Regions from separate parts of the Mus musculus genome. Here region 1 is linked to region 2. Evidence: chromatin loops called from intact Hi-C (ENCODE). Cell type or tissue: heart. All regions are shown on one strand. Each heading gives the region's core, and the rest is flanking DNA. Links, peaks and the distances in the headings are about the cores only.

Region 1 (16,215 bases), core at 4,313-12,312, 130 kb after region 2:
ATAGAAATAGTGATTAAAAACAATATTTGGCATTCATTCATATTTGGAAATATACCAGGTATCTATATATTCAATTATCTTTACTATTATTATAGGAGATAGAGACTGTTCTTTTCAGGAAGATAAATGGAGGCTGAGAAAGGTTAAATCATTTCCCCAACATGCACAGCTTCAGGAGGTAGGCCTGGGATTTGAACCTGTTTCTGTGCTATGGAGCCCAAGCTCTTAACCATTAGGCTTCTCGTAAATCAGTTCTTCAACATGAGTGAGATATTTCACAGTGATGTTTATAAAGCCAGGCATTTTTGGAAATCCCTAATAATTTTAAGTTTGGCTACAATTGTTTTATTATTAATTATTATTTAATTTTAAGATTGCATTTCTTTATCATTTAGAGTGCATGTGGACATGCACGCTTGTACCATGGCCTGGGTGTGGAGAAGGTCAGAGGACAATCTGCAAGCACATTTACTCTCTGAGCCATCTCACTGTCCCAGAGTTATAGTATGGTATTCCTATAAACAAGGTCGAGGGAAGATGTGCCTAAGCACCATGTGAATGTTTAGTCTTCTCATTCCTTCCAGGGAGCTTTTCCATGTGCCAGTTAGAGTCAGGCACAGGTAAAAAGATGGCATTGTTGAATGGGGTGTGTCACTTTCAAATTATAATAATGCAGTACAGGCCGTGGTATGTAGCAGTAACACGAAGTTACCCACCCCGCTCCACACCCTGTTTTTGTGTGTGTTTGAGGACAGGGAATCTGTGCGGTGACGGAGGGTGTGGTTAGTAGACATTCCCCAGCATCACTTGGGTGGTAGGTGATTATCGTTTTCCTATTTAAACTCTTGGGAATGATTCAGAGGAGATAGACTGTTTTGGTATGAACACATGTAATGCAGTGGTCCTCAGCCTGTGGAGCGCAACTCCTTTGGAGGATTGAGTGACCCTTTCACAGGGGTCCCATATCAGACATCCTGCATATCCGATATTTACATTATGATTCACAACAGCAGCAAGATTACAGTTAGGAAGTAGCAACAAAGCAATCTTATGGCTGGAGTTCACTGCAGCATGAGAAACTCTATTAAAGGGTCACGGTATTAAGAAGGCTGAGAACCACTGAGCTAAAGAGAAAATCCAAGAACTCCTCCGGCTAGTGTAGTGCAACCTGTCTTGGCTGGGCATTACTGGCTCTTCCAGGCTCCTCAGTGTGTACAGTGAGTTTAGCACTGGGAAAGCACCTGTCGAGCTGTCTCAGGAGTCTTAGTATTTGAGTGTATTTTTTTGTAGCAGTGCCGGGGTTGAGCTCTACACTGAGCCACATCCCCAGCCTCTGGGCTGGACAGGCATTGCTCTCCTCAGCTGGCATTGAGGATTTACTAGAGGTTGCTCATCAAACTTGCTTTCTTTATAAACACGTAGTTTGGAAAATGAAGTTAACAGAATTTCAAAACAACACCAACAAGGTGAAGAGTAATTTAGGCCACTGACATCCTGAGTGTTGTCCACTAGATTTTCAGCTGTTGAAGTCAAGTGCTGGCCTCACTTGAGACCTTGGGAAGTTGTATATGAATGAATGGTGTTCAGAATTACTTGGCAAAAGTGAAATTAGAATAAGATTTGTACTCCTCAAGTCTAGTGGGGATTTTGAAATCTTTTAGAAAATGTCAATGTAAAAGACTGAAGGGTTGCAGATCTTGATCATCACATCAAATGGGTGCTCCATTTAAGACATTTTAAAGTAGGACTGTGATAAACCACAGACTGTGACTTGGTAGGCAGAAATGATAAAGATCAGACAAGGCCCTTCCTCTTTCAGTTCCTTCTTATTTGCCACTCGAACCTGTAAAAAAAAAAAGCATATAGCTATCAGGATAGTATATTCAGTGGTTATCTGTCATGTGTAAGTTTCCAGAAATTAGTCATTTCAGAAGTAGATATTTCTGGGGTTGGTAGAAGAAATGCAGTCCTATAAGGGTGTGTTTGGTCATCACATTTATAATTAATTACCATCAAGCAGGCTTAATACTTTGTTTCCCGAGCAGCTGTGAAATATAGCCAACTACTATTTATTTATGTGCCTTCTAGGCCTTAACATTAGCTAGATTTAGACTCCACCTATTCAGGTGTGTTTGTGCTTGCAAAGATTTATTATTTCTAATTATGTGTATGTGTGTGCCTGTGTATGGATGTGTGCACAGGAATGCAGGTGCCTGAGGGGGCACCTCAGGGTGGTGTTGGACTTGAACTCTAGTCCTAGGCAATAGTGTTCAACCATTGAGCAATCTGTCCATCCATATAGGTGTGTTTAATGCTTAGGAACAAGACATATCTTTAGGGTCTGTGTATTGTGTTGTTCCTGAGATAGTATGCATAAAAATGCTTTAGAAGGGAATTAGAAATAGTTCCTGTTAGAGTCTAAGTATTTCAGGTCCCAGTTATGGAGCAGGAAATTGTAAATATTTTGGGATTGCTTTTAAAGATCTTGAATAACTTAATTTTTTCCTATAAGTCAAATAGTATTTCTGTAATAGTTGTAAAGCAACTAATGAACTTAATTTATTTGGATTAATAAACTGTTATCACATTTACTATCTATCTATCTGTCTATCTATCTATCTATCTACCTTACACACACACACACACACACACACACACACACACACACACACATTTTATTACCACAGAGGACGTAAACACTAAGTTTTGGTGCTTATTGTTTTGCTGACACACGTGGCTTCATGATGAATACCTGCAGTGCAATCTTGACAGTAAGGGGCAGCATTTTTATCAAGATTGTATGTTTACTGTGAAAAAATCTAGATGTGTTAATAAAGAAATGTAGGCTGGAAATTGATAGGAAAAATTATAACATGCTAATGTTTAATGGCAATTATAGTATTTGTAGTGACATCGAATGCTTATCCTAATAATAGTAATGTTGACATGCATTACTTGTTTTGACACAGGATTCAAATATGTAAATATTTGTCTGATTTCAGACTCACAGTTAAAGACATAGTTAGATCCATAGTATTCTGCGTACAGTGTATCATTTTGCTGGGTATGGCCGGTGAGGCAGGTGTGCCTGTCCTAACCCTTTGCTGTTGCCGTGCCTTTGATAATGAATGCACTACTGACTAGGAGCATGTTATTGGCCAAGTCCTTTGACTTGAATTGCTTTCATTTTTATATTTGTAAGACCTTTGCATGCCATATTCAGTTTTTATGAGACCCAAGAACATAGTTGTGGAGAAGAGTTTTGTAAATTGTGCTGCTGAACGTTCTAGAAGCAGAAGTGTTTATTTGGTTCCTAAGCTCTGTGGTGGTTATCTGTGTTAAGATTCTAATCGCTTGAATAAGAACTGTCAACCTGGAAGAAGGGGCAGCTTCATGGAAGTCAGCGACTGGCTTCTTCCACCTCTCCTATTTAGTGTTGTGGAAGCATTAGGGGCAGACTGAAGACTCTGAGCTATTCTGAGCTCAGAAATTAGTTTTGTACTACAAGAGAAATTTGGCAGAGAAGTCTGCATCACCATAGTGATAGCACCAGTTAAACTTGTGTGTGTTTCAGGTGAGACAAGGAAGACATTAGCTGTGGCTCTGCCCTTCCTCCCTTCTCCTTCCCTTCTGTGCCCTCCTCTCCTCTCTTGCCCCCTCCCTCATATTCTAGCACTGGGGATATGATCCTTGGCCTTGCGATGCTAGGGACATGCCTTGCCACTGCTGTACCTCCACCCGGACATACCTTTCTTGTTCATCCCCCGCCCCAAATGTTCACAGATGCAAATCCTAGTAAGATGGGAGTACCTTATGTTTGTAAGTTGTCAAACTTCTAAGAGTCAATGTTGAGAAGCTCACAAGTTGTTATGAGTCTGTTGAGAGTGAAGACATTACACAAGTAAAGGAGAGTATCAATTGAGGGATCTGAGGTAATCAGCTAAGTTCTATAAAAATCAATCCTAACAAGAGGTTATGAAATTTTGGGAAGGACTGTTTTGCATTTCAGAGTTTTTCAAAATTTGGAATATTTTTGGGTATATGTATGTGTGTGTGTATGTGTAAATTTTACCTATATATAAAATAATTGAGTATCATTTTAGATTTTAAATATATACATATAATACATATATACACACATACATACATATAATATGCATATTCATACATTCATGTGCCATATCTGGGAAAGGAACCAAAATTTAAAATAAGATTTAATTTATTTATAGCTGAAGTTAATTTATAATACATTATATATATACATATATAATTTTTTTAGATTTATTTATTTATTATATGTAGCTGTCTTCAGACACTCCAGAAGAGTCAGTTCTTGTTACAGATGGTTGTGAGCTACCACGTGGTTGCTGGGATTTTTACTCCGGACCTTCAGAAGAGCAGTCGGGTGCTCTTACCCACTGAGCCATCTCACCAGCCCCATATATAAATTATTGAAGGTATATATACATATATATGTCTGTGCACACACACACACACACAAACACACAGAGCTTGTTTATACCTTTTGGTGTTTTGAGACAATGTCTCAGTCCTGAATTGGCATGGAACTCACTATTTAAATCACCTCTGGTAATCCTTCTGTCTTGGTACCCAAGCGCTGGGTTAGCGCTCGAGGAGGTCAGATGTGGACGTTGCCACCTGCGATGCCGTGCTGATGCTTGTGGTGTCAGAGTTTGAGGGTGTGTTCAGAGTTTTGGATTAGGAATGTCAGTCTGGACTGCAGTTTATAATTAGAAAGGTAGTAAATGCAAGCCTATCTACTAATGACATCACGTCGACATCTGGATTTGTTTATAACTTTCTTTCTTTTTTTTTTCTTTTTGTGTTTATAGCATTTTTATTCATAATAGCCAGAAACTGGAAACAACATTGCTTGAATAAAGATTGGATAAAGAAAATATGGTACATTTACACAATGGAATATAGCTGTCTTTGCCTACTGTGGGGAGCGGGTGTGGCGGCAGTCCCAAAGGCGCCAGAGACTGCAGCTAAGTCATATGACTTGCACCTGACTTCCTCATATAAGACACAAACATCTTGAGTGCTGCGCAGGTGTACCAGGATACAGGTGAATCCAATTTGGTGGAGATTTGCCCCTGCTGCCCTGATTAGCTGAAGCCTCGTGACTGGCGAGGGGGCATGGCCTGCTGTGCGTGGATGGGAACTGAGAGTATAAAAGGAGTGAGAGGCCCAGGGTTCGGGGGAGATATATAAACAAGGGAGATATAAAAACAAGGGAGATATAAAAACAAGGGAGATATAAAAACAAGGGAGATATAAAAACAAGGGAGATATAAAAACAAGGGAGAGATATAAACAAGGGAGATATAAACAAGGGAAATATAGAGAAAGAAGAAACAGGACTGAATAAACGTGTGCAGAAGGATCCTGTAGCAGCGTCGTTCTTCCTGGCCAGTTGAGCACGCAACAAGTGGTGCCGAAACTCACGGGGGCTGGTGAGATGGCTCAGTGGGTAAGAGCACCCGACTGCTCTTCCGAAGGTCCGAAGTTCAAATCCCAGCAACCACATGGTGGCTCACAACCACCCGTAATGAGATCTGATGCCCTCTTCTGGAGTGTCTGAAGACAGCTACAGTGTACTTACATATAATAAATAAATAAAAAAAAAAAAAAAAAAAAAAAGAAAAAAGGGGGAATTGTGGGGAGCGGGTGTGGCGGCAGTCCCAAAGGCGCCAGAGACTGCAGCTAAGTCATATGACTTGCACCTGACTTCCTCATATAAGACACAAACATCTTGAGTGCTGCGCAGGTGTACCAGGATACAGGTGAATCCAATTTGGTGGAGATTTGCCCCTGCTGCCCTGATTAGCTGAAGCTGCATGCCTGGTGAGGTGGCGTGGCCTGCTGTGCGTGGATGGGAACTGAGAGTATAAAAGGAGTGAGAGGCCCAGGGTTCGGGGGAGATATATAAACAAGGGAGATATAAAAACAAGGGAGATATAAAAACAAGGGAGATATAAAAACAAGGGAGATATAAACAAGGGAGAGATATAAACAAGGGAGATATAAACAAGGGAAATATAGAGAAAGAAGAAACAGGACTGAATAAACGTGTGCAGAAGGATCCTGTAGCAGCGTCGTTCTTCCTGGCCAGTTGAGCACGCAACAGCCTACTTTCTGAGTTCTTCTTTCTTCACCCTTCTCCACTTTTTTCTTCTACCTTTTCAATCCCCTACTACTATATAAGAGAGCAAAAAGGATAGAGAGGAATGGAAAGAGATTCCTGAATAAAGTCAGGGGTTTGGAAAGGAATAACATCATTAGACTACTTCCTGCTGATTGGTGGCTTCAAGTTTCTTGAGGCAAGTTGTTTATAACTTTCTTGGTTATGAAATTTAATTGGAGTCTTTGAAGTAAGATTTTGTTAAATTATTGATATACATCTTTTTTATGGGTAATATAATAAATTTCATGGAGCTTGTATTTGTCAAACTTAATTTGCTTAAGATTTTGTACATTATGTCTCAGTTGTAGTGTTTCTCAATTTTATTTATGGCTGCCATAGAAAATGCCAGTAGTTGTGTGGTACACCTGGGAAATAGGCCTGCAGTGACAGGGGGTCACTCTGCTGGGCAGGCCAGGGTTGCATGCTCCTTATGGTCTCAGTCTCCCCCGTTACTGACATACACTAGACATTTCCTTCCTGCCTTTGTGGTGAGAACCTACTTTTCCCATTGCTTTCATCGAGTGAAAGAGTGGCAGAACTCTACAGTGAGAATTGACTTGGAAGAATTTGGGCTAGAATTATGGCGTAATAAGCTTTTTGAGTCTAAGTATGTATGTATATATGCGTGTATGTATGTATGCATGTATGTATGTAAGTTTGCTTGTTTGTATTTGTTTATTGGTTTTTTTGAGGCAGATGTTCTTTGTGTAGCCTTGGCTGCACCACCTACCTCTGCTTCCCAAGTGCTGGGGTTAAAGGAGTGCACTACCACCACCCAGTGAGCCTTAGTTTTTAAAAAGTCTTTAAACTGAGAGCAATTAAAGCCCCTTTTCTTTTTGTCATAAAGCTGTGATAGCTGTGATGAGTAATAGAAATAGCAAATCGTACATGCGTGCGTGTACATGCGCGCGGGCACACACACACACGCACACTTTTTTTTTTTTTTTTTTTTTTTTTGAGACAGGGTTTCTCTGTGTAGCCCTAGCTGTCCTAGAACTCATTTTGTAGACCAGGCTGGCCTCGAATTCAGAAATCCGCCTGCCTCTGCCTCCCGAGTGCTGGGATTAAAGGCGTGTGCCACCACCACCTGGGACACACACACACACACACGTTTTAAACAGGAATTTTCATTATAATTTAAGCAGGCACATTCTTTTTAATATTCCCTTTCTGCACTGTATGCGTAGATACATTTTTAATATATATTGAGGTAATGACACAGTATACCAGTGAGGGCTTTTGATTTTAAATCTTGTACAGGGGAGAATTGTAGGATTTAACAATGACAATAAAAATTAAGAATTATAAGGATGCTTTGGCCTTGACATCAAAATCTACAAAGTAGGTAATTATATTAAGTTTGCTAATCATGATTGGCAAAACATTCTGTTTCTCAGTCATGTAGCTGCTTTCTTCGGGATAATCCTTCATTATTTAATAAAATAACTTTCTTCGGGATAATCCTTCATTATTTAATAAAATAACGTGTCTGATACCATTGGTGACAAGTTTTCTGGTTTTCCTAGATGTCTGTAGAGCTGTTGTGAAACCTGACAACTTGTCACAGAGCTGCTGGCCATGGTGAAAATGTGAATCAGGACATTTAAGTGTCTGCCACAGTTTTATACCAACTAGAGCCTGAAAGTTTTATTGTTGAGACCTCACTTTGCCTCATGTTCCTAGGTGGTATAGTGCAGTGGTTCTTGGGTGTCACCGTGAAGTCATCTGGTAAGATGGCTGGACAATATGCTGTGTATCTTTTTGGGACACTGCTTCTTGTCTACAAGTGTGAAAGAACAGCATGTTCTTTTTCTTGGAGACCTGTTGTTATTTCCTTAAGTGTAATTCAAGGAAGCACAGCCTCTGTCCCCAGAGGCTCTGCACTGCTGCTGGTGTGTAGGCCGCTCAATCCTGCTCACTTGGCTTTCGGTTTCCGTTTCTCCTCCTTGTCCACTTCCTCTGTTGATTCCATCTCCTCTTCCACGTTCTAGCTGGATGTATGTCATCTTCTGCCAGTGTGCGGGGAGGATGCATTGCACTGGTCACTTGTTCTTCCACCTTTAGTTAACTTCTGTTTTAACTGTCGTTCTGCCACTATAGGAGTGTGTCTGGTCTTCAATGACCAGCTCTGTCTCCAGACATTGAAAGCATTCTGTTTAACTTCTGTTCAAAGTCTCTGTGGCACATTGTTCCACTGGATGCTTGTTCATCTGCTGAACATACACAAAGGCCCCCCTTTCGATAACCATTTCAATTATACTAGTACACTGGCTTCACTGTGCTGCTTCTGTAGTGCTTAGCTGATGCTTGCTCCTGGCCACACTGCCGTTTTGCTGTAGTGCTTAGCTGATGTTTGCTCCTGGCCACACTGCCGTTTTGCTGTAGTGCTTAGCTGATGCTTGCTCCTGGCCACACTGCCGTTTTGCTTTTTGCTCATCCGCCCTTCACTCTCTGGAGTCCCCTTCCCTGTTCTCTAATATTTTCTCTCTTATTGTCAGATCATCTTTTAAAATGTCACATGATGTTAAAGGAATGTGTAGATAACCCTATGTCCAGCGACCAAAGAAGTGTGCAATTTAGTGAGATAGAAATAAATTTAGTGCTTACTAAATTAGATTTTTAAAAAGGCACCACATGGGACTGCTTCTCTCATAAAGACAGAATTCTTGAGAACCAAGTAATTACAACTAATAAACTAGTATACTCTGCTTTTGGGTGAGTGCACTTCCCTACTGTTACTGTGCTTGCTGAATACTGCCACTTCTTGTTTGAAGATTACCGAGAGGGTGATGGGAAGAGCTGCTCTGAATCAGCCAGGAAAACCATGGCATTACAGCTAGCCTTTTGTCTTTGTGTTTTACTACATAGCTTTTGGGGTCTCCAGATTTAAAAAAAAAAATCCCTTCAACTTTTTTAATGCTGGATAAGGGAGGAGGAGGAGGAGTGATGGAACATTTATTTCCCTATGACTCTCTTCCTTTCACTTTTGGCACGATTTTAATAAACACTCAACACTGACTAAGTGTTACACTGAAGGGCTATTTTATGTTTAGTATATGTATGCTGGCAACATTGCATCTAGTAGCTACAGAAGACCAGTTCTCCCTCTGGCTGTGACTGACAGCAGGAGGCACCCAGCCAGCTTCATTCCCACGGTCAATCTGTGCTGTGCTTCACGTTGCTTTTATTGCAGCTCTGATATAGTTATGGTGACTCATGCCGTCATGTATTTCTTTCTGTTTTATTAACGTTTATTAGATAGAGCAGCGAGGACAGAGTGTGGGTCCCAAGGGCAGGATGGAACACAAGAAGCAGTGCAAGCATCTCTTGCTTGGTGTGTGCCCTTGCTGCGGCTCCACTTGGGCATCTTGTTGTGGGCATCTTGAAAAAGTGGTCAGGCAGCAGGCACACAGTTCTCTCCATTAAAGAGGCACATGAGAACCTTCTGATTGGGAACTCATCCAGGCGCTTGGGCTCAAACATACGGTTCATAAGTGAGAAAATCCACAAAGGTGAGCTTTCCCCTTGTAAACTGTGGAATTTCCCCAGGAGTAACGACAACGTGTGTTTAAGTTGCGTAGGTAGCTATTCCTAGCACTGTGGCGTCAGACTTTCAGGCCCCTGCTGTAGCAGAGCCATACAAGTTGTGAATGGAAGTCCATGATTCGCTTTCTCCTGATGCCCACTCCTGTCTTTTCTTCTTTAGTGTCACCACACGTGTTGTGCTTACCAGTGAGGTAGCTCAAGACTGCATTACTCCAGGTGATCCTTATCTCATCTGTGAAGTTGAATGGTTAGGGAAATCCGGACCAAGCTTGAATTTCCTGTCCAGCCATTGACTCTGAAGGTAGTCAGGAGCATCCCCACACATGCCTATTTCTGCTCATAGCTGTCATCAGTGCACTCCAGGAGCATGCAGATGAGTGGCCAGCCCTAGGGTATTCCAGTAACCCAGAACCATAGATGGCCTATGACAACAGTTAAGGCGCAGGCTTTCTCTTATTCCTGGGTTATGGTATTGTCTGGCTGATTGGCTCCATGGAAGTCCCAGTTCTGCATTGCATTTATATTTGTGTGGTGTTCTGTTGTGGGAAATACTGAAAAACTGAACCGGCCAACTCTCAGTGGGCCAGGTCACACTGCTGTGCTCCTGGGGGAAGCCTCCTGCCGCCCTAATGGGATTGGACAGGGGAAATCCGACAACAGTGTTCTAGTAAATTCCTTAAGTCAAATTTTCAAATGCAATAACTAACGTTAGTGTAACGGAATTTCATATCCCTGGTGTGGTGCTGTGTTCTCTGAAGGCTTTTGGATGAGCATGTGCTAATGGATGGTAATGCTGGCCTTTTACTAATTTGCCCTCCAACTCCGAAAGTCAGATAGTTTTCTCTTTTGATATCCTGTATAATATCTCCCCCAATTTTTTAGTATGCTGCTCATATAGGTATATTACTACTACTAAAATTTACAAAATATCTTTCCTAATTATTTATTTGATTTTTATGTCAGTCATGTAATAGACATTAAAATGTTGAAGAAACTGGTGTATAAAGATGAAGTGACCACACATAGATAACTGGGAAACTTTAGTTCTAAGATTTATTCTAATTTTAACACACATAATTAAAAACGAGTAAACTATGAGTGGCCTAGACGAGTCACTTGATGGACTTTAAATAGAATGAACTTGTTCTTGCTGAGCTAGGTTGGCCATGAATACCTTATATTGCTGCTGTATGTCTATGTTGATCTGTGAGTGTAAACACTTCTAATTTAGGCTCATCATATACAATCCAAATGAATAAGAAGATAATAGGAAGGAACTAGAGGCCACTTTAAATGCCGTCCTATGAGAACATCATGGCTAATATCTTGTTATATCTTTATATAAATCTCTGGATTTATATATATATGAATATATATGTGCATCGGTATTTCACATTGTCGTAAATGGTCTCATCACTAACTGACAGTTTAGTTTAGACATCTTTGCAGTTCTGATTTGTATGTTTTGACATAGTGTCTCACTATGTGGCTCTGGCTGGCTTGGAACTCTATGTAGACAACTTTCACACTCAGATCTGCCTTTCCCTGCTTCCTAAGTGCTGGAGTTAAAAGTGTTCACCATGCCTAGGCTCCCTCTAGTTCTGAAAACAGATATCTATTTGAGATTGAATTGCTCTGAGAATCCCATTGTTTGAACCTGCTATTCATGTATCTCATTGCATGTGGGTTTTTTTTTTTGTTTGTTTGTTTTGTTTTATTTTGTTTTTCAAGGCAGGGTTTCTCTGTGTAGCCCCGGATGTCCTGGAACTCACATTGTAGATCAGGCTGGCCTCGAACTCAGAAATCCTCTGAAATCCACCTGCCTCTGCCTCCCGAGTGCTGGGATTTCAAGGCAGGGTTTCTCTGTGTAGCCCTGGATGTCCTGGAACTCACATTGTAGATCAGGCTGGCCTCGAACTCAGAAATCCTCTGAAATCCACCTGCCTCTGCCTCCCGAGTGCTGGGATTAAAGGCGTGCGCCACCACGCCTGGCTATATTGCATGTGTATTGTTATATACTTTAAATAAATACTTAGGGATGTCAGTAACTTTTAATACATGTTGGCTGCTTATCTCCTCACAAAAGGTCTGTTCCTTTATTCTTGTGAGTTCTTTGAGAGTTTTTGTACAGTGTGCTTTGGTCATATTCATTCCCCTCCCCAAAGTTTTTCAGATCCAAGTCCTTTCTTTTACCCAGCTTTCTGTCGTGTTTTGTTTTGACACATTCGGTTTGTGTTGCTCAATCTTGGATGTGTGGTCTTCATTCTTGGGAGAGTGGTCCATTTACCAGGGACTGCAGTTTCTAGAGAAAACTGTCTCTCCTTTTTTCAGCAGCTAGCAGTTCTGCCATCAGCTTCATGGCTAGGTAGGATTGTGTGCCCAAGTTCCCTGTTCATCCCATGCTGGGATTTGGTCTGGCTTGGGCTCGTTCAGGTTTTGCACATGTGCCATCCACTGCTTCAGGCATCAGCACTCCTTCAGCTCCTTCTTTCCTAGGGAGCCCGTGGAGGGCTGGGAAGATTATATAGGTTCCCTTTGTGCTTCCCAAATGAAGGTTGAGGGATGCACCGATCCTGGCTATGTTACTAGGGGTTCCTTTACTACTGTGTCCAGTCAGCAGGGATGCGTGCCCTTTTCTGCACTTCATAAGCTCTCTGTGCATTCATCAGTGCTCTCAACCACGTGAGGTTTCACCCCTTGTTTTAAGAAATTGGCGAAATAGTTTACTTTGGTATATAAAAATACTTCACTATTTCATCAGTATTAAGTATTACTCAAGCAGTTTAGATCATTTGATAGTGATAATCTTTGAAATTACTTTCAAACTTTGAAACTTTCAAATCTTTGAAATTACATTGTTTTCTAAATGTACATTCATTCATTCAAGTCTAGTTGAGTAGCATATACCATAAAATCTTTAAGTATAAACATTACTTTAAAAATAAATTACATTTTTGTGCATGTGTTATATGCGTGGATGCATGCATGGCATGGCATGTATGGAGCTCATAAGATACCCAGTGGGAGTTCGTTTTTCTTTCTAGCGTAGAGGTTCTGGGGATCAGACTCAGGCCATGATGCTTTGATAGCAAGCACCTCTATCTACCAAGCCAATTCATTGCCTCAGAAATATTTTACTTTTTAGAGAAGCTTAGAATTTACCAGGAAATAATGACTGTCTTATATGCTGAGTTTGAAACTTATGGGAAGTCAGAGTTTCCATACATTTCTTGCCCTACAGATGCACAGAGTTACACAGAATGGCATGTGAGTTACTAAAAGCAGTGGCTCTCTATTGACATAGCATCTTCTCACCCAATGTCCACACAGACTTCATTGTTCATTTTTCTGGACATGTTTAACAGATTTATAATGCTCTCTGTCCAAGGCCATACCATGACGTTCTCATTGACACTCCATTGTCTCTGCAGTGACAGATGTTTTACATCAGTCTGGACAATTTTATAATGGTCCACACTCTCTGTTACCGCATGACACACACAGTAGTTTCTCGGCCTGACAATCTTATCTGTTCCTGCTGGTTAGCTTCCTCCCAAGTTTGAATGTAAGAAAGGCAGGTGACAACCTCCAGTGTTGTTACTCAAAGGTTGCTTTTTAAAATTTTTTTTTTATTTTTTGAGCCTAGAATTCTCACTGGCCTGCAATCCATGTAGTCTACACTGGCTGATAGCAAGTCCCAGGGTCCCAGGGATCCGCTTGTCCCCTCCTCTCCAGCCTTGGGGTTACAGGTGTGCACCTGTGGGCTCTGAGAGTCTAACTCCGGTCCTTACGCTGCATAGCATGGACTTCAGCCACCAAGCCCCCGTCCCCAGCCCCAAAGTAACTTCTGTGTTTGTTGCTTTCACCGAAGATTTATAGAACACTAGGAAGGCATCAGAGATGTTTCTGATAAAATTGTCTCGTTACAATGACACCTTAACTATGTAGAGAAATTCAAGTTAATTGAATTAAATGACTATAACCATTTGACACTAAAGATCTATTTGCTGAACAATCTTAATTATGAATTCAATTTTTTAAACAGATAAATAAAAAATTCAAATTTTTTGTATTTTTCTTGTATAATTTTGGATAATTTGCATTTATTAAGGAGTTTTCTTCACTTAATTCTAAAATTAGATGGGACAAAGCTGCTAATATAATTTCTTACTTTAAAATTTTTAAATATTTATTCATTTTATGTATGTGAGTACACTACATAAAGTCGCTCTCTTCAGACACACACCAGAATAAGGAACCAGATCCCATTGCAGATGGCTGTGAGCCACTATGTAGTTGCTGGAAATTGAACTCAGGACCTCTGGAAGAGCAGTCAGTGCTCTTAACCGCTGAGCCATTTCTCTAATTCCCTTATTTTCAATTTTTGCAGTCACTGGATCTGGAAAGATCCGGTTTGCTTCCAAGATTGATGATCTGTGTATCATCCCTGTCTTTAATAGTGTATCCTAGGTGCTAACCAACTAGGGATCTGGTTTATTAAAACAGTTGTTTTTTTAAAATGTTTACATTATTATTATTATTAAATCTTTTTTTAACAGTCCAGTTGTTATCCCCCTCCGGGTCCACCCTCCGACATTTCCTCATCCCCTTCCTCCTCCCCTCTCTACGAGGTTGTCCCCTCCTCACTCCACCAGACCTCCTCCCTTCGTGGCCCTTAGATCTTTTGTGGATTAGATGCCTCTTCTCTCACTGAGGCCAGACCCATCAGTCCTCTGCTGTATATGTGATATGGGGTCTTATATCAGCTATTGTATGCCGCCTGGTTGGTGCCTCAGTGTCTGAGAGATCTCGGGGGTCCAGGTTAGTTGAGATTGCTGATCTTACGATGGGGTTGCCCTCCTCCTCAGCTTCTTCCATTTTTCTCTAATTCAACCGCAGGGGTCCCCAGCTTCTGTCCATTGGTTGGGTATAAGTGTCTGCACTGGCTCTTTTAGCTGCTTGTTGGGCCTCTCATAGGACTGCCATGCTAGGCTCCTGTCAGGAAGTAAAACAGTTATTTTAATCTGTTTTGTTGTTTTCTGCTCATTATTATTTTGTTTTTATATTTATTTTGACTTTAGTTTCTTTAGGGCTTCTTGATTTGGAAACCGAGACCACTGACCTTAAATATTCTCTAATACAGTGGTTCTCACCTTCCTAAGGCTGTGACCCTTTAATACAGTTCCTCATGTTGTGGTGAGCTCACCCATAAAATGTTTTTATTACTATTTCATAACTGATTCTGCTATGTTACTGAATTGTAATGTAAATATATGTGTTTTCTGGTGGTCTTAGGGAACCCTGTGAAGGGTCTTCAATACTACTAAAGGGGTTACAACCCACAGGTTGAAAACCACTGGTCTAATACAGACATAAAAACATAATTTTATTTTTAGGCAGTAGTTCACATCAACCCATAAGTTTGGATATTTGCTTTCATAATTATATACTTATAAATATCTTCTAATTTCTACTGTGTCTTGCTTTTAATACATGCATTATTTAGAAATGTAGCAAATTTCCATTTTTCTGGTATATTGTTACTATTGATTATAATTTTTCTTTTTTTTTTCTTTTAATTTGAGTCAGAGCATATACTCTATATACTATTAGTCCTCAAAAATGTGTATTCTACTTTATGGCTTCATAATGTGGCTTGTCTTGCTGAAGATTATGCCATAACTAGAATTTATATCCTGCAGTTGTGGAGTTTCCCTGGTGTATAAATGTCAGGTAAAGTTGATTGGTCGTATTCTTCAAAATTTTTTATGTCTTTTCTGACATTTTTGTGTCTTTCAATTACTAAGAGAGGAATGTAAGAATTTCATATGTGGTTGTGTATTTGAGTCTCATGTTTCAGATGCTTCATTTTTGCTTTATGCACTTTGAAGTTATTTTGTGAGATGCACAGTTCCGATGGTCACCTCCTATGCATGCTGGTCAAGTGATCGCGCTGAGTTGCATCCCCGGTGCCTTGTTGCCTTTTGTTTCAGGACCTCTAGGTTGGCCTGAACTTAACTCTGCAGCCAAGTCATGTTCGAATTTTTGATTCTTCTGTCTCTGCCTCCTGAGTAGCAGGTATTGTAGGCTAATGTCCCAGCCCCGGCCTCGGCCCCGGCTCCAGTAGTTTATTTTATGAGCTAGCTCTTTTAATATATGCTGTTTCCTTTGTCTTTAGTAATACATTCTGTCTTCATTTAGTTTCATATAAATTGAATTCCTTTCTTGTGATTAATGTTTGCATGAAATTCTTTTCCTATTTCTGTTATAAAATTATATGAACTATTTATATCTGTCGGTTAACATATTTGAGTTTTGCTTTTATACCTAGCCTGACAGTTACTGATTATAGTTAGTGTGTAGTACATTTACATTTTGATGCATTATTGATATGGTTAGGATGATATCTGCCATTTAGTCATTTGTTACTAGTTTAAAAAAATCGTGCCAGTTGTTTTTTT
Region 2 (16,215 bases), core at 3,838-11,837:
AGAAGAGAAGAGAAGAGGGGAGAGGAGGAGAGAGCGAGAGGGGGAGGGGGAGGGCAGAGGGGAGAGGGGAGAACTTTTCCCCCTGAAAGGAGAGAATCATTTTGGAATCTGGAAAAACATCTTAACTATTGTAGTATTGTAGTATAGTAAAAAAGTAACGCGTGGCTTTTAATTCTCCACCACCGACAGAGGTCGGTTCACAAGCTTCCACCGCCGGTAGAAGGTAGAGAAGATGAGGCTGAGGCAGGAGGTGTGGAGAGCAAGGTTCCTTTTGGGCTGACCTGGAGCCCTGGTCTTCTAACACCTGAAGGACACATGTAGCAACTGCCATTCATCAGGTAGGTGGGGAGCCTCCTTCCCTAATCTTGTCTGGAGATGAGTCAAAGCCCTACCAATTTTTGATGTTACCACTCGTTTTTGCTGAGCAAAGGACTTAGCAAAAAAAAAAAAAAAAAAAAAAAAACCGCCTTTGGAAGAGGGACACTTTGCTGAAACAAAGACCCTTGGCAGAGCATGAAAACTTCAGGATCCCATCTATTGCAAACACCCTATTTAGAACTTCAAGTTTTACTTTAAAAAATAAAAATTATTCTTCTTGACCTTCTTTTTTTTTTTTTTTTTAAAGATTTATTTATTGACTATATGTAAGTACACTGTAGCTGTCCTCAGACACTCCAGAAGAGGGAGTCAGATCTCGTTACGGATGGTTGTGAGCCACCATGTGGTTGCTGGGATTTGAACTCCTGACCTTCGGAAGAGCAGTCGGGTGCTCCTACCCACTGAGCCATCTCACCAGCCCCTCTTCTTGACCTTCTTAATCAGTGGGGACAGTGCAATTCCTGAAGAGAGAGGATTGCCATTCACAGCAAGGGAGGACCTTCTCCCAGCTGAGACACTGTAGCCTCAGAAATCCACCTCCACCTCTGCTCCAGTACCTAGTTTCCCTTGAGTCATTCAGTGTTAGAAATAATCCAAAAGTCAGTCTCTGTTGATTTACTGTACTGTGGGGCAGGAGGAGTCTCTAGAAACCTTGAGAGTAGAGCTACACCAGAGTTGATTTATATGGGGATATTGCTGTTTCTGGGCATCTCCATGTGTTCGTATCTATGCACCCACTCAGAGCCCTGAGTTTTTACTTTACAATGTGTGAAAACAATATAGCTTAAATCCTCTTGCAACCAAGTCCATTTATGTGGCAATATTGTGTTTACTGTGGAAGCAGCTGCTGTGTTCTACCATTCACGGTACAGATGAATCGAAGCCCTGGCAATTTTATTTTTTAGTTTTTTGATGTTAGGACTTTGTTGAGCAAGGGACTTTGCAATAAATGCCCTCGGAGAGGGGGCACTTTGCTGAAACAAAGGCCCTTGGTGGGGCCAAGGTGGATCTCTTCAGAGCCATAGCAGACCTCTCCTCCTGGCATCAAGCATAAGCAAGAATAATTGCCTCCTCTTTCCTCCCTAGTGCAGCAGCTACTAAGCTGCACATTGAAATCCCAAGAATTGCCAACCTCCACAATGGCCAGTGTTTGTTTGCAAGGGATATATTGAGAAAGGAAGGGCATCCTTGGGATGCATTGTTGTGGTTCCAATGCTATTTGTATGAACTCAGCTCCCCAAATCACCCAGGAACCCACACATCTGCCTGTCAGACACTGAGGATCTATGCCCCCCAGTTGACTCTAATGGGTGAATAAAGTTGCCAGTGGCCTATGACTGGGCAGAGAGACAGAGGCCGGACTTTGAGGTTCCAAGTTAGCTCTGAGCAGCAGCTTCCTGTTACTGCCTAACTCTTCCACTGGCAGACAAGGGCCTCCCAGTGGCTGTTGTCCTGCAGGAGAAGCTGAGAAGGTGTGAGAACAACTCCTGGAAGATGCTGCCTCACTGGAGGCTGGGCTCCCACAGGGCAATCCTCAGAATGGACAGCACCTATACAGAGTTAGAAAGAGGTTCAAAGGCAGGTTTGCCTGGGAGGTATTGCAAGAAGGGGAGGAGGACTCTATAGAGGGAGAATGAAGAACGGTCTAAGAGAAACATGTCTGACCCCCACATCAAAACCATAAGACGTCTACACTGAAAGAACAGATGGACAGATGATGGGAACATCTCCTGCTGCTGGGCACTCATATGCTGTGATCCATGGCACCGTATCCATCGCCTTAAGCTGAAGATACAGATAGAATAAAGAATGTGCCTGCTACTTGCCAGCAACCTTCCTTGCATGGATGAGAAAAAGATGGAAGACGCAAAGCTAAGGAAATCTCCGTGACCTGATGGCTCCTTTCATGCAACAGGACACCCATCTTTTTCTCCTTCAACATATGCCTGTGGTCATGCAGCAAAAAAGAGAAGCCGGGCGTGGTGGCGCATGCCTTTAATCCCAGCACTCTGGAGACAGGCAGGCAGATTTCTGAGTTTGAGGCCAGCCTGGGCTACAAAGTGAGTTCCAGGACAGCCAGGGCTATATGGAGAAACCCTGTCTCGAGAATAACGTGCATCTTGTGGACCTTCTTTTGGATATATGTATTTAATATTAACTCTGTTCAAATATTCGTAACAGGTCATTCTAGATTAGGGCTTTATTTTCAAAAACACACACTTAATTTGACAGACTAGAGATGAAGTTGTTGTCAAACATAAAAATAGGAGTTGAATTGCTTCTTCTTAGATGGATCTTTCACATTGACTTGGCCATATGGACACTGAAAAAGATGGATAACAAATTATTATGTAATTATTTAACAGTCATTGTAGGAAAGTACATTTCTCATGGTGGGGAAAAAAGTGTGGTTAGCAATGTTTTAAATCACTGGATCTATAAGTCTTGGGGACTAAAGAGTACAATGGAACTTTGGTTAAGCAGCCCTAATTAGGATCCAGGAACCACTTCCTAAGTGTATCTTTGCAGGCTCTAGAATTTTATTACCAAACCCCAATTCTTACAAAATCCACGGGTGTGAGATTGACATGATGCTCTTATGACTTTGATTAGAAACCGTTCCTGGCATAGCCAGGAGACTGCACAAAAGTGAAGGCTGACTTTCAGAACACTGTCCACAGTTCTTAAGAGCATTTACTGTCTGGTCTTTAATTAGAAAGTGGACTAGTACAAGGAATAACATCTTCTTTTAGGAAAACATAGAAAATGTTCTGCAAACAGATGCTATCTGGTTATAATCTTAACATAACAACAATGTACCTCAGGGATACTTCTTCCAGTAGGAAGCAAACAAACTCTGATTTCTTCTTTGCACAGAAAAGAGGAAGGAATGGTTCATTAGCTTTGATTACTAAGCATAGGCATGAGACTCTTGAAATAAGCATATTCAGACCTATAGCACTAACTTCGGAGTAATCTAGCCCATGATTACTTTAAACACAGTTTAAACACAGACCAGAAGAAAGCGGAGACTGAAGTGTGAAGGGGAGAAGGGAAGGACAGGAGATAGAGACAGGCAGAGAGAGAGATAGGGACAGGCATGGAGAGAGAGACAGAGACAGAGAGACATAGATAGGGACAGGCATGGAGAGAGAGACAGAGACAGAGAAAAACTATGAACTATAGCAAGGTGAGGGCCAGCACTCAGATCTGTATGCTAAGGGAAAGAATGTGAAGCAGGGAGTGGGAGGGAATGGAAGGGAAGGAAGAAGTCTTATCATTTCAAGATCCGCCTTCAATACTGGGAACATTTCTGCTTCTTAAGGTAGCAGTATTTTTAGGAGCTGGTCTGCAACAGTTTTCTTTTTTCTTTTTCTTTTCTTTTCTTTTTTTTTTTTCATTTGGTTTCTTTTCCTGCCCTCTGTGCCTGCCTTTCAGGCTTCGTGAAAGCTTTCCTCGATATATAAAGAGCTCCCCTGAATTTCAAGTCTTAGCATTTGGAGGAGCCGATGCTTGCAGTGAAATGTTACAAAATTCCATTAACTTTAAAGGTCCTGTGTTGGTACTAACAGCTTCATTGTCCTTTGCTAAAACAGCTTGTGAAAAGCACACTCTAGGTCTATTTAGCTTTTTTATTTGACTTGTTGTTCAAATAATAGGTATTTATGAAGTTACAGAAGCTCAGCAAACTGCCAGGGTAATTCGAGAATTGTTACTCACGTGTCTGCAGGCAGAGCCACAGCAGGCGCCTCTCTGCAAGTGGGCCAGCCTTGTGAGAACCACATAGCCGGTAGCTGGGTCCATATAGCTTAGCTGGCCAGCCTGAAGAGTAATAAAACAATACATCAATCTTTGTTAATGTTCATCATATCTCCCTAGTAATATTTTTAGTCCAAAATGATTGTAAATTTTTTTTAAAAGGACAGTATTAAATTTCTTTTCCAGTAATTGTAGTGGCATTTGCAATTAAAGAGCACGTGCATTTCTACGTTATATATAAGCTAACTGTATGTGATTAAAGGGAAAAGCATACAGTTTTGAGTAAAATGAGAAGTGGGTGGAAAAACAAGAACTCCTCTGTATGCGACAACTATGTGGCTGCTGCTCTGATATTTTTCATTCTGCTTCTAGGTAACGAGCTTAATAACAGGTGATTTAGATGACTTTAAGAGCTTAAGAGGCTGGAAATGAACTGCACTCAGAAGCGGCAGTTACAATTTCAGTGCTTACAATATGTGGATAATGATTTAAACTCACAGAAAAGGTGCTAATCAAAGCCAAACAGGCCTCACAGAGAAGCATTGCCTTTGCTGTTATTGAATATTTTCTAGACCTTCCCGATGTGTTACTGCCCTGCAAGGTCCACGGTTTTCTTGTCCTCTCCCTCGCCAGTTTTGGTAGATCTAGTCTTGACTGAGAAGGTATTGTTTTGCCACATTAACACTCACTGGCTTAATAAGCTTGATCAACAGCAACTTCCAGGATACCACTTCAAACTTCAGGGATGCATTTCCCACTTATATGCAATTATGATTTAAAAAAATAAATCCCCCAAAGCACAGTGTGTGCAGGGAAAGGCAAATTGTAACTCCTCCCTCGGACGTATATCACATTAATGATGTTTCTTAGCCTCCAGATTTTATAGGGGAACTTCCCAGTGGGTTTTTATATAGCACTTTGACCATTAGAAACTCAGTGTATCACTCCTGCCTATAGACTTTCATTAAAATATGCATGAAGGCAGCAGGTCTTCTGACATGCATATCCCCCTCTCTCTCCCTTGCTCTTTCTCTCGCTGATGCTCTAACTATATGACCTTGCCTGGCCCACAGATTTGTAGATCAGGCTGGCCTCAAGCTCACAACCAACCTGTCTGCTTTAGTGTTGGGATGCAAGGCATGTACCAGTTTTGCGGCCTCTGGCAAACAGTTTCCATTTGGTCATCAAGAACTTCAGCTATCCAGCGTTATACTTAATGATGTCACTCATTATGGTTGACATTCAGGTCAACTTATATTTTAGTTCAAGTCTGGGTTCACTCTCAGGCATTGCTGCACAAATAGATCAGGGCAGTTAAGAAACTAGCAAGTCCCAATGCTGCTCTCAAATCCCAAGGCCATGTGGCACCAGATGCACCCAACACTACTTTAGAATGACCCACTGTCAGAACCTCATTTCCTTTTTTCTCTTTCTCCTCCCACAAAGCTCATGCTTGACGACCTGGAAGGCAAATAAACGAAACACTGCAAAGCCTTTATAGTCTTCGCTTAGCTTCTGGATGTTTTCTGGAGACAATTATCTGGCGATCCGGAAGCTTAGCAGGTTGCTCTACATGTGGATGGCGTACCTCTAAGTTTGCTGACTGCCTACACACAATTTCTTCTCACTAAATGAGCCTTGGATAAAGATGGCAACGAAGATGAGGCAAGTTTGCTGACGCTTTGACTGGAGAGCAAGATGTCTATGGAAAGCAAGATAGCCAGTGCAGGAATGGGAGCACGATAAGGCGCTATCTCCCTTGAGGCATGGAAAAATACTGTCATTTGGGAGCTATATATACCAAGCATGTTTTTGGGTTTGCTTCTGGTCTCCTGGACAGTCACATGACCTGTGAAACCCCACTGATGAAAAGGTTGTGGGTTCCCCGGTGCAAATACTTGCCTTCCTTTTGCTATGTTGATCGAACCAATCTATACAGGCCACTGTTGTTTGCCTTGAAAAATGATAAGACTTCTGGGTTTTACAAACCATATTTGTATGGTGACTTGTGGAAACAAACTGCATGTGTTTGTTATACTTAAAATAAGAGCACAAGCAAGAACGGTCAAAGGCTGTCAATAATTTTTCGATAAATCTTTATTCACTTGCAACACATGAAGGGGTTAGACAGTGGATTTTTGGGACATACTACTCCCAAGGCTGAGTGTCAACTTTAGGAAACGTTCAAGGTTTGCCTCTGCCTGTGTCTCAAGCCAAACCAAATAAGTGGTCTTATCAAGTACTAGCCAAACACAGAGCTTAATACACAGATTTATTACAAGTCACTCTTACATCATTATAAAACTTAAAATATAAATAATGCTATCTTCAAACTATTGTATTCTAAAGTGTCAGGAAACTGAAGGGAGATAAGGTTAGATATTGGTGGTGACAAGCAATTGTCAAATCCATAAACCAGAAGAAAAGGTGATTTAAGAATGCCTAAGGAAAAATGCAAACTTGCCTGATTATAATTTCTTTCGCTCACTTGGACTGGAGGCAAAGGATGAGAGGACACGGGGCAAAAATGTAAAGCGTCTGTCTTATGTTTGCATTACTAAAGTCACTGGATGGCAGGCTGCTCGAGTTATCACGCACAGGCAACATGTCTGTACTACATACGTTCCCTGTAAGAGCTCAGTCCTACCCTCAGTTCCTCAGCACCCATTTCCCCCACACAACACACTCACACGCTGGAGGGCGCGCACACACACAAACCGAGACAAGCCTTTAGCTGGGACGCAGATCAAAAACCGAGCCTCGCGAGCCTCCCATCTCAGGGCAGACACCTCTCTGTCCGGAACGCAAAAGTGCGACCGGGTTTCTCGCAGGACCCTCTGAGCGGACGCCCCAGGCCGACCCGCCCCAGGCCGGAGGTCCAACACCTCCCGGCCGGGCCGCCTCGGGGTCGGGTGGCCGGGCGCGCGCAGGCGCAGAGGCCGCGCGCGGGGCAGGCTGGAGCGGGCCTCACCGCGCAGGCGGCCCGGTGCAGCTCGACGATGTGCCTCTCCGCTGCAGTTAACTCTCGGCTCGCTGGATGCCTTGGTTCTCCTTCGGGCGTTCCCCACGAGTCGGCCGCGGAGCCGCCGCGGGCTCCTTCGGAAGTCGAACCGAGGGTTGAGTTGAGCTGCTGTCGGAAACCTTCGGCCCGAGGCGGTGGCCTCCCAAGCGATACCCTCGCCAGCGTCCAGATCCCCTGGGCGGCCATGGCGCCGGCGCGGTGGGAGGCGGGGCCGGAGGTGGGGCGTGGGCAGGGGAGGCGGGGTCGGTCTAGGGGCGGGGCGAAGAGGGGAGGCGGAGCACTGTTCAGTGTAGACTGGGCTGCCTCTCAGTCTTCAGCTCCCTCCATCTGGGTCCTCTGCAAAGAAAATTATGCATATGAAGACTGGAAGAAGGTGCCTTCTTTACTCTTAAAGTCGCTACTATTTTTTTCTCAGATAAAGGACGAGCATTTTCATTTCCTATCAAGCTAGATCGTATTCTGCATAATCATACTTGTTTAAAAAAATAATAAGAAGGAAAGCACCTTCAGCCCATATAGAAAAGGCTGCGTATTTGCTGGTCATGTGTGACAGGAATGAAGCTGGAATCACAAGCTTGGTGATATGGTTCATTGGCTCACTCTAGAATGAAAATCAAGGAAAAGTCTCACACAAAGAGTGTAGTGAAGTTTTCACAAAACCAAACCTAAAATCCTGTCTGAGAAAGTGACACCCATACTCCTACAAAATTTAGGGAAATTAGCACGATCCCAAGAAACAATTTTATGTGTTCATTAAATTAACAGCACCCCCAGCCTTGGATGCCATAGCCTGAATTTCAAGAGTAGGCAGTGTTATTGAGTAGTTAGTGCTCTTTGGTGTAAAGAGCTATTGGCAGGAGTGAATCCTTAGCAAGAGTGGGTTAGTTGGACAGGAGAAAGTTGTCAAAGCCACCAAAGACAATTCAATTCCTTTTTACACTGATTTACCCTGCAACTCCGAAACCACAATTTGATGGTTTTGGGTTGTTGTTTTTTTTTTTTTTTTAAAGATTTATTTATTATTTTATGTAAGTACACTGTAGCTGTCTTCAGACACACCAGAAGAGGGAGTCAGATCTTGTTACGGATGGTTGTGAGCCACCATGTGGTTGCTGGGATTTGAACTCTGGACCTTCGGAAGAGCAGTCGGGTGCTCTTACCCACTGAGCCATCTCACCAGCCCTGTTTTTTTTTTTTTTAAGATTTATGTATTTATTTATTTTATGTATGTGAGTACACTGTTGTTCTCTTCAGACACACCACAAGAGGGCACTGGGTTCCATTTTAGATGGTTGTGAGCCACCACGTGGTTGCTGGGAATTGAACTCAGCACCTCTAGAAGTGCTCTTAACCACTAAGCCATCTGTCCAGCCCCCGATTTGATGTCCTTAATCACAGATGGAAACAACTCTATTGGTATATTGTAAAACTCAGTGAATTAATAAATTTGAATCCTGTGTTTAAATGTTCCTTTACATTGGAGTAGTATATTTGCCATTTGAAGACTACCTGATGTTCTGAGGGACTTTAAGGAAATCTGGAAAGATGGGACCAAAGTTAAATTCACCCAACATGATTATCATTAAACTTGAGAATTTAAGCATAGGTCATGTTCCTGTTCGCCCCCAACCAACACCACAAAATTAGATTTATGGGCTTCAGAGGTGGAGACATGAGGATTATGTTTGTGGCCAGCCTGAGCTACCTACTGAGTTCCAGCTATAGCCCAGTCTAAGAAAAAGAATCATCCTGGTTAGTCTATGCCTCTGGGCACACAGGCTGATCTTTGTATTAGTCACATGATACCACTGCTTGCATTCTTACAGATGCACCTTTAAAATGTAATCAAAGTTGAAATGAGATGAGAGAATAACTCACTACTAACAACACAAAGCATTCTAAATATCTATTTTCAGGTTTAATCTGATCATCAGCATCCAGTTTTCTTTCCCGTGTCTCTTGCTTTGAAAGGCCCCCATTGGCCTTGAATTTTAGCTCATCTTTGTGTGCATTCTTTCTTTTTCGGAGACTCCTCCATTCACATTAGCCAAAGCTGTATGAAAGTGAGAGCACCAAGTCCAAGCTCAGAAGGTAGATGTAGAGCTTGAATGAGAACAATCACTGTAGACTCATTGTTTAAACACTTGATCCACAGTTGGTGGAACTATTTGGGAAGGATTAGGAGATGTTGGAGGAAGTGTGCCCCTAAAGGTGGGCTTTCAGGTTCAGGAAGCACACACCATTCCCATTTAGCTCTCTCTTTGTCTCTGCCCCTATGCTTATGAATTAGATGTAAATTAGATGCTCCAGCATCATGCCTGCCTGCCTGCCTCCTGCCTTACTCTGCACCATAATGTTTATAGATGATAACACTCTAAAATTGTGAGCTGCCACAGACCCTCTGGATCCCTTTGTCTGCATGGAATGGGTCTCTGGGGCAAGTGGGCAAAGCATCGGAGGGAATGACAGACAGATGTACACAGGAGAGGTTGTGTAGAATCTGAATGTAATGTGTCAAATTGAGCATCAAACTTTTTATACAGAAGAAAATAGGGAAGTTGGGTGACACACCAGCAAGGTACAAATAGGTTACTGGATTCTTACACAAAACAGAGGAATACAAACACAGAAGGTCTAACAGGGATAGAATTCATTGTTAACAACTGGGATCAAAAAAAGCTCCACCTAAAGTTCACTTAATCTTAGAAGCCAGGGTCAAGGGCTTCGTGCCCTTGCCATAGTTCCTATTTTAGTCTATTGTATAGTCCACCTTCCCCCTAGGCCATTGTAAATACGTGTGAATGGGTGTAACTCAGCTATCTATAGTTCTAAGTATCTACTCTGGTTCTTCCTTAGGTCTCAAACTTCCTTCTTCCTAGATGATGGTAAATTCCTGTGTAGGGCAGTGACTTAGCTTTGTTCAAAGTGATAGTGTAATACCAGAGGCAATTCTGAATGTCACTGAATAGCAACATTCTTACTGAATTCCAAGCCCATGGTCAGCTCAAGGACTTTCTAGGACGTTGGAACACTGGTGAAGACTAAGCTATGTCAGAATTCAATCTTAAAAGGCACTTATAATAAGATAATACTAAAAAAGAGCACGTGGATCCATACACCAGACTAACGCGGGAATGGAATATTAATGTATGGGTTAGAAAGAAGACCAGACTCCAGGAGGTGAGTTTCCCTGAAACTCTCCACCTCGTGAATGGCTTCCAGGCCTCTCGGCCTGTCAAGCTGACTCTACGGGAGTGCGTGGCAGTGAGCCACAAAATTAAACACATTCATTAGTAAGTTGCCTTGGTCATGGTGTATTGTCATGGTTCTAGAAAAGTAAGTGAAGTTTTCATTTTATTATGAAGCTATTATAGTTGGATTTTCAAGTAATATGATATTGGGCAGGTTTTCTAACTCTTCTCCAAAATTTGGGTGTATATATTGGCTTAAACATGTTTATAATATTTAATGGTGGGTTCTGTGGATTTGCATTCCCCCTAGAATTCATAGGTATGTTAGGACTCTGGGTTGTAAGATTACCCACACATATATACATGTGCCCAAACACACACACACAAGCATACATATAAATACATACATACATCATACAATTTAGTCTGCTTAGAATAAAAGAACTCTGTTTATTTAATCATGAAGGATAAGTGAGATTAGCATTTGATGAGTTGACCAGAGCATGACTCTCTCCAGTTTTTCTGTCAGTGTGAATTCACTTGCTCCATATGCCCTTTTCTTATTGATGGAAAATGGTTGCAAACAAATTGTAAAGTGTCATAGATTATCAGACCTTGCAATGAAACTCCAGCTCAGGAGACGCTCCTTGCCTCCTAGAAGTTTTAGCAGTCATCAGCAGTACAAGAAAGAAATGTTTTCCATAAGGTTTCCATAAGGTTTTCCAAGTATTTTTTACTATGAGTTGTCCCTCGCCGAAGTCCCTCCTTTACCTTTCTCTCCCATCGCTATGACTATTTTATAGGAAACAGCTGTAATAGAATCACCAAATAATAGGGAAGACAGTGACCCAACTAAATACCATATGCCAGAAACCTCCAGCGCCAAGCATGGGTTGCACCTTGTTGGATAGTTCTCACAGGGGGTACCACAAATCCCCCAAGCCATGCAGGCTATTTTTTTAATTAGGTATTTTCCTCATTTACATTTCCAATGCTATCCCAAAAGTCCCCCATACCCTCCCCCACCCCCACTCCCCTACCCACCCACTCCCACTTTTGGCCCTGGAGTTCCCCTGTACTGGGGCATATAAAGTTTGCAAGTCCAAGGGGCCTCTCTTTCCAGTGATGGCTGACTAGGCCATCTTTTCATACATATGCAGCTAGAGTCAAGAGCTCCAGGGTACTGGTTAGTTCATAATGTTGTTCCACCTATAGGGTTGCAGATCCCTTTAGCTCCTTGGGTACTTTCTCTAGCTCCTCCATTGGGGGCCCTGTGACCCATCCAATAGCTGACTGTGAGCATCCACTTCTGTGTTTGCTAGGCCCCAGCATAGTCTCACAAGAGACAGCTATATCACGGTCCTTTCAGCAAAATCTTGCTAGTGTATGCAATGGTGTCAGCGTTTGGAAGCTGATTATGGGATGGATCCCTGGATATGGCAGTCTCTAGATGGTCCATCTTTTAGTCTCAGCTCCAAACTTTGTCTCTGTAACTCCTTCCATGGGTGTTTTGTTCCCAATTCTAAGGAGGGGCAAAGTGTCCACACTTTGGTCTTCATTCTTCTTCAGTTTCATGTGTTTTGCAAATTGTAACTTATATCTTGGGTATTCTAAGTTTCTGGGCTAATATCCACTTATCAGTGAGTACATATCACTTGAGTTCTTTTGTGATTGGGTTACCTCACTCAGGATAATGCCCTCCAGGTGCAACCATTTGCCTAGGAATTTCATAAATTCATTCTTTTTAATAGCTGTGTAGTACTCCATTGTGTAAATGGACCACATTTTTTGTATCCATTCCTCTGTTGAGGGGCATCTGGGTTCTTTCCAGGTTCTGGCTTTTATAAATAAAGCTGCTATGAACATAGTGGAGCATGTTTCTTTCTTACTAGTTGGAACATCTTCTGGATATATGCCCAGGAGAGGTATTGCGAGATTCTCCGGTAGTACCATGTCCAATTTTCTGAGGAACTGCCAGACTGATTTCCAGAGTGGTTGTACAAGCTTGCAATCCCACCAACAATGGAGGAGTGTTCCTCTTTCTCCCCATCCTTGCTTACATCTGCTGTCACCTGAATTTTTCATCTTAGCCATTCTGACTGGTATGAGATGGAATCTCAGGGTTGTTTTGATTTGCATTTCCCTGATGATTAAGGATGCTGAACATTTTTTCAGGTGTTTTTCAGCCATTCGGTATTCCTCAGGTAAGAATTCTTTGTTTAGCTCTGAGCCCCATTTTTTAATGGGGTTTTTGATTTTCTGGAGTCCACCTTCTTGACTTTTTTTTTTATATTGGATATTAGTCCTCTATCTGATTTAGGATAGGTAAAGATCCTTTCCCAATCTGTTGGTGGCCTTTTTGTCTTATTGACGGTGTCTTTTGACTTACAGAAGCTTTGCAGTTTCATGAGGTCCCATTTGTCAATTCTCGATCTTACAGCACAAGCCATTGCTGTTCTATTGAGGAATTTTTCCCCTGTGCCCATATCTTCGAGGCTTTTCCCTACTTTCTCCTCTATAAGTTTCAGTGTCTCTGGTTTTATGTGGAGTTCCTTGATCCACTTAGATTTGACCTTAGTACAAGGAGATAGGAATGGATCAATTCGCATACTTCTACATGATAACCACAAGTTGTGCCAGCACCTTTTGTTGAAAATGCTGTCTTTTTTCCACTGGAAGGTTGTCACATCCCACTCGACCAGCAAGCAAAACGCAACCATGGGTTCTTCTTTAAGCAGTTTACTCAGGCAGCTACTTTCTTCAAATCCCGGAGCCTCTCTAGTTACAAGTGTTTTTCTCCACTCCAGCCACAACCACGCCCCCACCAATCACCACAGGTCACATCACCTCACCAGGCAGGCTTGATCAGCCAATCAGGGATTAAGGGCAGGCCATCCACCAAACATGGACTTGTTTACTACCTGGAGCAGATCTCCATCCGGCTGGCCTGTTTACAGCCTGAAATGGCTTCCTACAGATGGTTTTAGCTCCCTTGTCGAAGATCAAGTGACCATAGGTGTGTGGCTTCATTTCTGGGTCTTCAATTCTATTCCATTGATCTATTTGTCTGTAGCTATACCAGTACCATGCCATTTTTATCACAATTGCTCTGTAGTAAGGCTTTAGGTCAGGCATGGTGATTCCACCAGAGATTCTTTTATCCTTGAGAAAAGTTTTTGCTATCCTAGGTTTTTTGTTTTTCCAGATGAATTTGGAGATTGCTCTTTCTAATTCGTTGAAAAATTGAGTTGGAATTTTGATGGGGATTGCATTGAATCTATAGATTGCTTTTGGCAAGACATCCATTTTTACAATGTGATCCTGCCAATCCATGAGCATGGGAGATCTTCACATTTTCTGAGATCTTCCTTAACTTCTTTCTTCAGAGTCTTGAAGTTATCATACAGATCTTTCACTTCCTTAGTTAGAGTCATGCCAAGATATTTTATATTATTTGTGACTATTGAGAAGGATGTTTCCCTAATTTCTTTCTCAGCCTGTTTATTCTTTGTGTAGAGAAAGGCCATTGACTTGTTTGAGTTTATTTTATATCCAGCTACTTCACCGAAGCTGTTTATCAGGTTTTGGAGTTCTCTGGTAGAATTTTTAGGGTCACTTATATATACTATCATATCATCTGCAAAAAGTGATATTTTGACTTCTTCTTTCCCAAATTATGTCCCCTTGATCTCCTTTTGTTGTCGAATTGCTCTGGCTAGGACTTGAAGTACTATGTTGAATAGGTAGGGAGAGAGTGGACAGCCTTATCTAGTCCCTGATTTTAGTGGGATTGCTTCTGGCTTCTCACCATTTACTTTGATGTTGGTTACTGGTTTGCTCTAGATTGCTTTTATCATGGTTAGGTATGGGCCTTGAATTCCTGATCTTTCCAAGACTTTTATTATGAATGGGTGTTGGATTTTGTCAAATGCTTTCTCTGCATCTAACGAGATGATCATGTGGTTTTTGTCTTTCAGTTTGTTTATATACTGGATTACGTTGATGGATTTCCGTATATTGAACCATCCTTGCATCCCTGGGATGAAACCTACTTGGTCAGGATGGATGATTGTTTTGATGTGTTCTTGGATTCGGTTAGCGAGAACTTTATTGAGGATTTTTGCATCGATATTCATAAGAGAAATTGGTCTGAAGTTCTCTATCTTTGTTGGGTCTTTTTGTGGATTAGGTATCAGAGTAATTATGGCTTCATAGAATGAGTTGGGTTGAGTACCTTCTGTTTCTATTTTGTGGAATAGTTGTGAAGAACTGGGATTAGATCTTCTTTGAAGGTCTGATAGAACTCTGCACTAAATACATCTGGTCCTGGGCTTTTTTTTGGTTGGGAGACTATTAATGACTGCTTCTATTTCTTTAGGGGATATCGGGCTGTTTAGATCATTAACCTGGTCTTGATTTAACTTTGGTACCTGGTATCTGTCTAGAACCTTGTCCATTTCATCCAGGTTCTCCAGTTTTGTTGAGTATAGCCTTTTGTAGAAGGATCTGATGGTGTTTTGGATTTCTTCAGGATCTGTTGTTATATCTCCCTTTTCATTTCTGATTTTGTTAATTAGGATGCTTTCCCTCTGCCCTCTAGTGAGTCTGGCTAAGGGTTTATCTATCTTGTTGATTTTCTCAAAGAACCAGCTCCTCGTCTGGTTGATTCTTTGAATAGTTCTTCTTGTTTCCACTTGGTTGATTTTGCCCCTGAGTTTGATTATTTCCTGCCGTCTACTCCTCTTAGGTGAATTTGCTTCCTTTTTTTCTAGAGCTTTTAGGTGTGTTGTCAAGCTGCTAGTGTATGCTCTCTCTAGTTTCTTTTTGAGGGACTCAGAGCTATGAGTTTTCCTCTTAGAAATGCTTTCATAGTGCCCCATAAGTTTGAATATGTTGTGGCTTCATTTTCATTAAACTCTAAAAAGTCTTTAATTTCTTTCTTTATTCCTTCCTTGACCAAGGTATCATTGAGAAGAGTGTTGTTCATTTTTCACGTGAATTTTGGCTTTCCATTATTTATGTTGTTATTGAAGATCAGCCTTCGTCCATGGTGGTCTGACATGTTGCATGGGATAATTTCAATATTTTTGTATCTGTTGAGGTCTGTTTTTTGACCAATTATATGGTCAATTTTGGAGAAGGTACCATGAAGAAGGTAAATCCTTTTGTTTTAGGATAAAATGTTCTGTAGATATCTGTTAAGTCCATTTGTTTCATAACTTCTGTTAGTTTCACTGTGTCCCTGTTTAGTTTCTGTTTCCATGATCTGTTCATTGATGAAAGTGGTGTGTTGAAGTCTCCTACTATTATTGTGTGAGGTGCAATATGTGCTTTGTGCTTTACTAAAGTTTCTTCAATGAATGTGGCTGCCCTTGCATTTGGAGCATAGATATTTAGAATTGAGAGTTCCTCTTGGAGGATTTTACCTTTAATGAGTATGAAGTGTCCCTCCTTCTCTTTTTTGATAACTTTGGGTTGGAAGTCAATTTTATTCAATATTAGAATGGCTACTCCAGCTTGTTTCTTCAGACCATTTGCTTGGAAAATTGTTTTCCAGCCTTTCACTCTGAGGTAGTGTCTGTCTTTTTCCCTGAGGTGGGTTTCCTGTAAGCAGCAGAATGTTGGGTCCTGTTTGTGTAGCCAGTTTGTTAGTCTATGTCTTTTTGTTGGGGAATTGAGTCCATTGATATTAAGGAAAAGTAATTGTTGCTTCCTATTATTTTTGTTTTTAGAGTTGGCATTCTGTTCTTGTGGCTGTCTTATTTTTGGTTTGTTGAGGGATTACTTTCTTGCTTTTTCTAGGGCGTGATTTCCGTCCTTGTATTGGTTATGTTTTGTTATTATCCTTTGAAAGGCAGGATTCGT

Evidence for each region. Hi-C counts contacts between places; a loop is a spot of excess contacts. Peaks named below come from ENCODE experiments on the same cell type or tissue, not always from the same donor. Only the 100,000 strongest peaks of a DNase experiment are listed, where the experiment ranks them.
Region 1: it touches region 2 in a loop (2.7-fold over the local background); 2 of 42 quality-filtered maps call a loop at or near these places.

What each region holds. Positions count from the first base shown.
Region 1 is chr1:138,974,309-138,990,523 of GRCm38, forward strand. All of the region lies in intron 2 of Dennd1b (DENN/MADD domain containing 1B), which reads left to right. 4930596I21Rik (RIKEN cDNA 4930596I21 gene) reads left to right here and starts at 3,349. Exons shown (of 3, transcript NR_108103.1): 1 at 3,349-3,574; 2 at 3,784-3,932; 3 at 4,854-4,938. It also overlaps the pseudogene Gm18553. In heart, for the core only: a CTCF peak has its summit at 9,307 (motif pointing right); DNase peaks (open chromatin) are centred at 8,093 and 10,043.
Region 2 is chr1:138,849,473-138,865,687 of GRCm38, forward strand. 2310009B15Rik (RIKEN cDNA 2310009B15 gene) reads right to left here and starts at 7,382. Exons shown (of 3, transcript NM_001081226.1): 1 at 7,109-7,382; 2 at 4,099-4,200; 3 at 2,507-2,701. The coding sequence starts at 7,345. The coding sequence ends at 2,630. In heart, for the core only: no CTCF peak of the experiment used is centred there; DNase peaks (open chromatin) are centred at 7,129 and 7,349; H3K4me3 peaks cover 541 bases; H3K27ac peaks cover 326 bases.